Regions from separate parts of the Homo sapiens genome. Here region 2 is linked to region 1. A link is a contact called in ENCODE Hi-C data. All regions are on one chromosome and are shown on one strand. The core of a region is the stretch at or near the end of the contact, and the rest is flanking DNA. Distances in the headings are between cores, read along the strand shown.

Evidence for each region. A loop is a pair of places that touch in the nucleus more often than their neighbours do. Pooled maps may share reads with other maps.
Region 2: a pooled map shows a loop between it and region 1 (9-fold over the local background). The contact joins two enhancer-like sites. A Hi-C loop is called at or near these places in 2 of 37 single-sample maps with no recorded cell type and 2 of 50 pooled maps.

Annotation. Positions count from the first base shown.
Region 1 is chr7:131,122,885-131,127,102 of GRCh38, forward strand. It overlaps a transcript of MKLN1 not described here. Among named protein-coding and RNA genes, the nearest start is that of LINC-PINT, 15 kb to the left of the region's middle. RefSeq lists an enhancer at 1,293-1,452 and a silencer at 1,593-1,672. Within about 2 kb of position 1,252, at least 3 of the 41 ENCODE cell types and tissues checked have a DNase peak (open chromatin) inside an H3K27ac peak, as active enhancers do.
Region 2 is chr7:134,993,710-134,997,973 of GRCh38, forward strand. All of the region lies in intron 4 of AGBL3 (AGBL carboxypeptidase 3), which reads left to right. Among named protein-coding and RNA genes, the nearest start is that of AGBL3, 9.3 kb to the left of the region's middle. RefSeq lists enhancers at 1,832-1,951, 2,332-2,411, 2,612-2,681. Within about 2 kb of position 2,447, at least 3 of the 41 ENCODE cell types and tissues checked have a DNase peak (open chromatin) inside an H3K27ac peak, as active enhancers do.

The DNA.
Region 1 (4,218 bases), core at 2-2,501:
TGGTGGCCCGCGCCTGTAGTCCCAGCTACTCGGGAGGCTGAGGCAGGAGAACGGCGTGAACCCGGGAGGCGGAGCTTGCAGTGAGCCGAGATAGCGCCACTGCAGTCCGGCCTGGGCGAAACAGCGAGACTCCGTCTCAAAAAAAAAAAAAAAAAAAAAAAAAAAGTGTTGCTGCTATCAGGGCCGCTGTACAGAATATCAAAGAAGGACATGTTTGACTCTGTTCTAAGAACGTGGAGCTCTTCTACATAATAAAAGAGAGTGTCCTTGAACTGGAAATTTTAGGAAATACAGTAATAGATGTAGTTGAAACAATATTTAAAATGTTATGCCATCCTGTATCATTTAGTTATACCAAAGATCAGCAAACTTTTTCCATTTCTATAAAGGGCCAGAAAGGAAATAATCTAGGCCTTCCTGGCCCTACAGTCTGTCTCAGCTACTCAATTCTGCCATTGTAGTGCAAAGCAGCCACAGACAAAATTTAAATGAATGAACCTGGCCATATTCCAATAAAATGAATTTGAATTTCAAATAATTTTTATGTGTCATAAAATATCATTCTTCTTTTCACATTTTCCAATCATTTAAAAATGTGATGGCCTGGGAAATAGCAAGACCTTGTCTCTACAAAGTACAAATAAAAATAGCTGGGTGTGGTGGCCTGTGACGAGGCAGGTGGATCACAAGGTCAGAAGTTCAAGACCAACCTGGCCAACATGGTGAAACCCTGTCTCTAGTAAAAATACAAAAATTAGCCAGGCATGGTGGCAGGCACCTGTAATCCCAGCTACTTGGGAGGCTGAGGCAGGAGAATTGCTTGAACCCAGAAGGCAGAGGTTGCAGTGAGCCGAGATTGTGCCACTGCACTCCAGCCTGGGCAACAGAGCAAGACTCTGTCTCAAAAAAAAAAAAAAATCTACTTCTTACATAGTACAGTACTGGGTATTATGGAGTTGAAGATAAAAGGATAGATAATTCATAAGTAGGTAGGTAGGTAGACTGACAGACAAAAGATCTAGTGACTGATAAGTTCTGTGAGAATTGTTCAGGTGTATCACAGTATCAATGTATAAATGCAGTCTTTTAAAGCAACAATAGGCAGTCAGACAAAACTAAGTTTAAATCTGAGCTCTTTTGCATCCCAGCTGCATGACCTTGGGGTGATTACATACACCATATAAGCTTCAGTTTCCTCTTTTTGAAATGAGGATAATAACACCTACCTCTCAAGGAGGTTGTGAGAATTAAATAAGATCATGTATGTAAATCAGCAGGTGTAGTACCTGGGAAATGGTAGACAATGAGTAAATGGTAGCTGTTGTTGTAGTATTACAGCAATATGAAGGTAGGTAACTTATTCAAAAGAAGCACACAACCAAAGGCAAAGCAGAGTAAGCTTGTAAGTCAAGAGGTCACAGACACATATAGAAACCCGCAAACCTGGGGGCTGAACACCTGGCCGAGAACATTTGGCTGAAAATAAAAGCAGAAGTGACATTGTCACAGGAGCATACAATAAGGCACCTGGCCAGTTGTCTTGCTTTTGTCTTCTCTAGCAACCAGCTGCTGGGTTGTCTAAGGAGCCCTACTTATGGGTCCAACCCCCAGCCTCCCCAGTACTTAAACGCTGGCTCAGACTGGAGAAAGTCACCATTAGTATCGGCCCCACCATTGTGCTTCCTTTCAGTTAGGTCAGCCATGGGGCCTCAGACATCTGTAGCTCCCTCCTATTGTGCCTCCCCACCCCTCTGCCCAATATGGGTTTCCACCTTGCCCTCAACACCTCAGTCTCTGGTCCTCCTGCCTTGTATCCCAGTCTCCCTTTGGATGTGGGTCCCTTGTCTTGAACCCCAGCCTACTTTACCATGATCCTGATGTCTTCTTTAGCTTAGTTCTGACCAGTCATCTTTGCAGAGGGCTGTATTCTGCTGCCTACACCCCTGCTGTGCTCTCCTCAAACCATGGGACATATGCGCCTTCCCCTTTATAGATAACCCATTGCTAGGGTAAGGCTAAACTGCCTGGTATTAACAGCTTCCTGAACTTTATGTGATTAAGAGACACAAGGTTTTGCAGAGGCCAGCTGCCCAGATCCAAGCTGGTTTCTGTATTCATAGCCCGTGCTCTAGGGAGCATCCCCCAACCCTGGTCTTGGCTCATACCCTCTCTCCACTGGCTGTATGCAGTCAACTACTCCTAGCATGCCTTGTGATCCTGTTATGGCAACATCAGTAATGCTTTCCCAATACAAATGACAAAATTATTGGCACAGGGACACGATATAGGGGTAATGGAGAACTTCAGCTTATCTGATATCTACTGACAGTCTCATTCTGCTGAAAAGTGATCGTCAAATAAAGTTGGCATGACTTAAATTTAAACTAATTGCTTACTGAAGAAGTACTATTCTGTGCTTAATTCTAACCAGCTAAGAAAAATATGTTGGCAAAGTAGAAGTGACAAACAACTTAAAATAAGTGACCAGGGCAGCTTTGAATTTGTAATAGCCAAAGAAGGCAATTCTGCACCTGCTAACCTGACATGAACGAGAGGAGCAAGTTAAGAGAAAATATGGACACAAGACTCCCTCTGGCCAGGAACTAGGAAATAAAGGGCAAGAGGAGTCATATGATTGGAAGTGTACATTTTTACAAAATCAGTGGTTTAAATGAAGAAAAGACGAGCATCCAAAAAAAGATCAGGCTAGGCACTGTGGCTCACACCTGTAATCCCAACACTTTGAGAAGCCCAGGCAGGAAGATTCCTTGAGGTCAGGAGTTCGAGACCAGCCTGGGCAACAAAGTGAGACTTCTGTCTCTGCAAAAAATTAAAAACAGCCTGGCACGGTGGCTCACGCCTGTAATCCCAGCCCTTTGGGAGGCTGAGGCAGGAGAATCACGAGGTCAGGAGATCGAGACCATCCTGGCTAACACAGTGAAACCCCGTCTCTGTTAAAAATACAAAAAAAATTAGCCGGGCGTGGTGGTGGCCACCTGTAGTCCCAGCTACTCGGGAGGCTGAGGCAGGAGAATGGCGTGAACCCAGGAGGCAGAGCTTGCAGTGAGCCGAGATCACGCCACTGCACTCCAGCCTGGGCGACAGAGCGAGACTCCGTCTCAAAAAAAAAAAAAGATAAATATAAATAAATAAATAAATAAATAAATTAATTAATTAATAAATAAAAATCCAGAAGAAAAAGATTAAAAAGATCAATCTGGTTGTTCTGGAAGTGTTCAATTAAGCTTGTACGTTTGAAGGACATGTACAAAAGGCAGGAGAAGGGGTATATAACGAGGCTTCCTTCAAAAAGGAGGGCTCAGATCCGTGAGACCCATGAGAATAATGCCAGAAGGGCTAATGACCAGAGACAGCTGAGGTCTGGGAAAAGTATTGAAGACAATGAATTATGAACTTTTATTTTTGCTTATGTTTATAGTAAAGAATAATAAAGAAGGAAGGATAGTACCATTGAATGGGGCAGACTGTCATATGTGAGTAGTTAAGTGAAAAATAGAGTCATTTAACTATAGCATGTCCTAGATTCTAAGGTACAGATATCCCCCCATGTTTTTAATATTTCTAAAATGAGAATGTAGGTACATTTAACACGGCGGTGTTTTTTGGGAGGGCTCTCAAAACAGCCATTAAATGGTGGTGCATCCTACCATATATATTTTTTTTTCCTGATGGAGTTTCACTCTTGTCACCCAGGCTGGAGTGCAGTGGTGCGATCTTGGCTCACTGCAACCTCTGCCTCCCGGGTTCAAGCAATTCTCCTGCCTCAGCCTCCCAAGTAGCTGGAGTTACAGGTGCGTGCCACTGTGCCTGGCTAAATTTTGCATTTTTAGTAGAGATGGGGTTTCACCCTGTTGGCCAGGCTGGTCTTGAACTCCTGACCTCAGGTGATCCTCCTGCCTTGGCCTCCCAAAGTGCTGGGATTACAGGCATGAGCCATCGCATCCGGCCCATATGTTGATCTTAGAATAGAAGAAATATGGCCGGGTGTGGTGGCTTACGCCTGTAATCTCAGCACTTTGGGAGGCTGAGGTGGGCAGTTCACCTAAGGTTGGTAGTTTGAGACCAGCCTGACCAACATGGAAAAACTCCGTCTCTACTAAAAATACAAAATTAGCCATGTGTGGTGGTGCATGCCTGTAATCCCAGCTACTCGGGAGGCTGAGGCAGGAGAATTGCTTGAGCCTGGGAGGCGGAGGC
Region 2 (4,264 bases), core at 1,197-3,696, 3.9 Mb after region 1:
ATTAGCAAACTTACTTTGCCAACCTTAATTTTAATGAGGAGACTCACAATGTTAGAAAACAGCACATTCCAACAGAAATATAACATGAGCCACATAATGTAATTTTAAATTTGCTTGTAGCCACATTTAAAAAGGCAAAAAGAAGAAAATGAAATTAACTTTAAAAATGGATTTTATTTAACCCAAATATATCCAGAATATTTCACATTCTTTTTGTCCAAAGTCTTCAGAATCTGGTGTGCATTTATCTTTACAGACATTTGAATTGAGATCAGCCACATTTCAAGTGTTCAGTAGCCACATGGGCTTAAATGGAGGCACTTGCAGCATTTGCTTGGCTCCTGAAGCTTTAGCAATTCTAAACAATTCCAAAGGGCATGACGGTGTCCCAGGCACAAACTCATACACAGAGTGAAGTCACAGATGGAGGCTATGCCGGAATGGCTGTGAGCTGTAGTCCTGCTCTTTGTGGCTCTCTGTCTCTTTCTCCTTATTTCCTCCTTGTAGGTCTGTCTTCTTAGTGTATCTTTATCTTCTTTTACCACTTTCTGCCTTTCTCCTTTTTTCCTCTTTTCCTCTTTCATTTTCTCTTTCTGCTCCTTTGTCTTTTTCCCACTCTCTGCTTTTTCCTTTAATGGATGTTTATGAAACTGAAGAGTATATATTTTAGTATATATAGATTTTAATATTTCTGTATGTGTCCATTCCCAAATTCATTTTTGCTTTTCCAAGTAAAGCTTATAGCCTCATCTCTCCAATCCGTGCACAGGCATGACAGAAACATCCCATTGTTCATCATCTTTTCACTGCCATGACTTTCCACCTTTTGTTGATTGAGGCACGCAAACATATGTTATTGCCAGGTGGAGATCTTATGGACACTCATTGGTGAATAAAAAAAAATTACACATACATACTTTTTATAACTACACTTATTGCAGTGCCTACTAGGAGTTCTTAAAAACTAAATTTTCTTCATATATCATCTGGCATATAGATAGATAGACATGGGGAGAAAGGACGGGTGGAGAGAGAGAAAGAACACTGATTTTTGTTCATAGAGGACAAAGGTAATTTTTCTCAAGAATTCCAAAGTTATAGGGTTAAAAATATATTAAAGAATTCATGCTTAATAGTACTAAACAGAATCACTTCCTTACACATCTCTTCAAAGCTGGGTATATATTTATCTTCTGTAGTATAGGACATCTCTCTCTCTTTTTCTCCTTTCAGTCCTTCTACCATCATCCCCACCTCTCCTCTGCTACCACCCCCTCCAACCTCATTTTTCCTACAGCACCAGGTCAGGAAATAAAAAAGTCCAACAGAGAAAACACTGCCATGCTACTGAATTTAAACCTTCCCCCAAGCCTTTCTTTTTGTACTTTGGTTCTGTTTCCTAGCCTCCTCATGACATATCTGTGACAGAGGGAATGGATAAGGAGCAATAAAGGAAAATCCCTACTGCTCCTACTGTGACTTCTGCCTAATTTCTCTCCAGTAACAGTGACGAGAGAATGAGAGCAGAAGAGACCCAAAAGGAAGAGGAAAGCAAGACCCCGTCGGGCCACTGCTTCTCAGTGTCACTTCCAGCCGCATGTGCTCATTCCACTCAACTTGGTTCCACCTCACCTAACTAGAAAACCCTTCTGTCACATCTTTGCCACACCTTTCTCTTCCTTAAATTTCCTAGCCCTCACTTTCAGCCGTCATTTTGCCCTCAGTCACAGGAGTCACCATCAGCAGCTCAGAGTGGGGAGAGTTTCTATTTTCCTTGGTTGCTTGGTAATCCCCCACTGTTACTGCTGAGGTTCTTTCAGATGTGGGCAGCTGTGTTTCTGGCCTCTTCTATTGAAATTCTAAATATAGTTTCTAACCAAAATATTGTTGTAAGAGTGGCTAGAGTTTGTGGTGCCTCCTTTCAGATATCTTACATAATGAATAGACTTTGGGCCCTGTGAATCCAGCCTCCACCCTGGTGAAGGTGCAACCTCTCTCAGCATACGTTTCCCAAGATCCCCAGAGTCATGATGTCACACAGCTACTGGTCACACTATCTGTGCAAGGTATAGTCATGCTGGATAAAAGCTTTATTTTGGGCTATGCCACTGTTCTTTTATTTTCAGTCTGTGCCCCTGAAATTTTTGCAAGCTCTGCTGGTCCTCAAGCCAACTGGAACACCCAATACAATACATCCTTGTGTAGGAAGAATCAAAATCTTCTCCCACATGTGTCCTTGATGGCTTTTTCCACCTTTGCTTGCTAGCATTTCAGAAAGTTTACTTCCCACAGTCTTACGTATTGCTCTAGACCTTGCTTTTGTCACTTGACTATTGCAAAGATTTTACAAATTTGGATATTTGAAAGGACTTATAAGACTTCACAGAGCATTCTTCTGTGTGGCTTTTATTCAAAGGCACAGGATACGGTGCAGCAAGAGAAAGATACTGTGGCAAGCATTGGGGCCCAGGTGCAAGCTTTCCAGGGGCCTTATTCACACACATAGACTGCCTGTCTTCAGACTGAAACACCAAGATCTATGTGATGCATCTTAGCTTCAGAAAACCTCAAGGCAAAAGTTCCCATCTGGGTTTTTAGACCCCTGTAGTCATGACATCAAGCCAGGCTGTCTTCCTGATTCTGCCAAATGAAAACCATCAGTAAACAAACTGGCCATGCGGGGGACATGAAACTCTCAGGGGGAGTTTCAGACAGTAAACAGCACATCATTAATCTTACTGTTCTTATCTTGGCCAAGAGTCAAAGCTGGACAGCCAGAATTCCCCAGAGGTAAAAATAGAGCTTTTCCAGTCCAGCTATAAATTAACTCTGTCTTACACAGTCATCTATCTTGAAAGACTTTCCATATCAGTTTATATATATTAGTCTCCTTTTTTATAAACTGGTACATCAGATTTCATTAAATGGATGAATCAGAATTTCTTTAACTGGTACCTTATTAATGAATTTAAGGGGTTTCCAGTCATTGGCTCTGACAAACAGAACTGCATAAATATCCTTTTATGTGTGGCCTAATGCATATATACGTACATATTTTGGGGGTACATTCCCATAATTTCTGGTATAAGGATACTGTCAAATTTTCCTCCAAAAAGAGTTGCATCAATTTATTGTCATAAAAGCAAATAGTTTATGAGTGTGGTCAGGGGTCCTCAAGACAACTCATATTCAATAATTTGCTACAAAGACTTGCAGAATTCAGAGAAGCCATTATACTCATGGTTATGGTTTATTATGTCCCTGAAAGGACACAGATTAAAATCAGCAAAGGTAAATGGCGTATAGCAGTGGTCCCCAAACTTTTCGGCACCAGGGACCAGTTTCGGGGAAGATAATTTTTCTGTAGATGTTGGGGGATGGTTTTGGGATGAAACTGTTCCACCTCAGAGCATCAGGCATTAGTTAGATTCTCATGAGGAGCACACACAACCTAGATCCCTTGCATGCACAGTTCACAATAGGGCTTGTGCTCTTATGAGAATCTAATGTTGCTGCTGATCTGACAGGAGACAAAGCTCAGGTGGTAATGGTCGTTCGCCCACTGCTCACCTGCTGCTGTGTGGCCTGGTTCCTCACAGGCCATAGACCAGTACTGGTCCATGGCCTCAGGGTTGGGGACACTTGCTATGCGGCAGGGTCCAGATGAGACCTAGCACAAGCTTCCAGTTGTTCTCTCCCTGTGGAGTCTTAGAAACAGCACTTAATTCTCCCAGCCATAATGTGAGATAATATGAAGTGCTGCAAATCAGGGAAGCTCATCTAGCTTTGATGTCACTGGTTTCTATTGCAGGTTGGTTATATTTACATTCAGTGCCCACATGGCTGACCTTAGTTACTTAGTCTCTGGCCTTTCCAGGGGTCAAAATTGATACTGTGTGTCCAAGGCCTCTACCACCACCACCACCACAATAAATCAATTGTTAGCATAAACTACTATCTGACATAGCCCAAGGTCCCAGGTAGACAAAGATACTCTTAATGAGGCAAGGTATTCCAAGGCATCAGAGGCTATCTCCCAAGAGTTTAGCAAGGTCCAAACCTTTACAATGTGCAAGGTTTGGACAACCAAGGCCTGCTGAGTTAATCATTTACACACAGGCTACCCACTGTCCCTTGGCCTAGGCTCTCTTTAACAAAGAGCCTAGTTTGTAACTAGTATAATTATCTCCTATTTTAATATTCTGCTATTTATACATTTTAACAAACTTGTACATAAATATTCAGCATAGAAATTAACTCATAA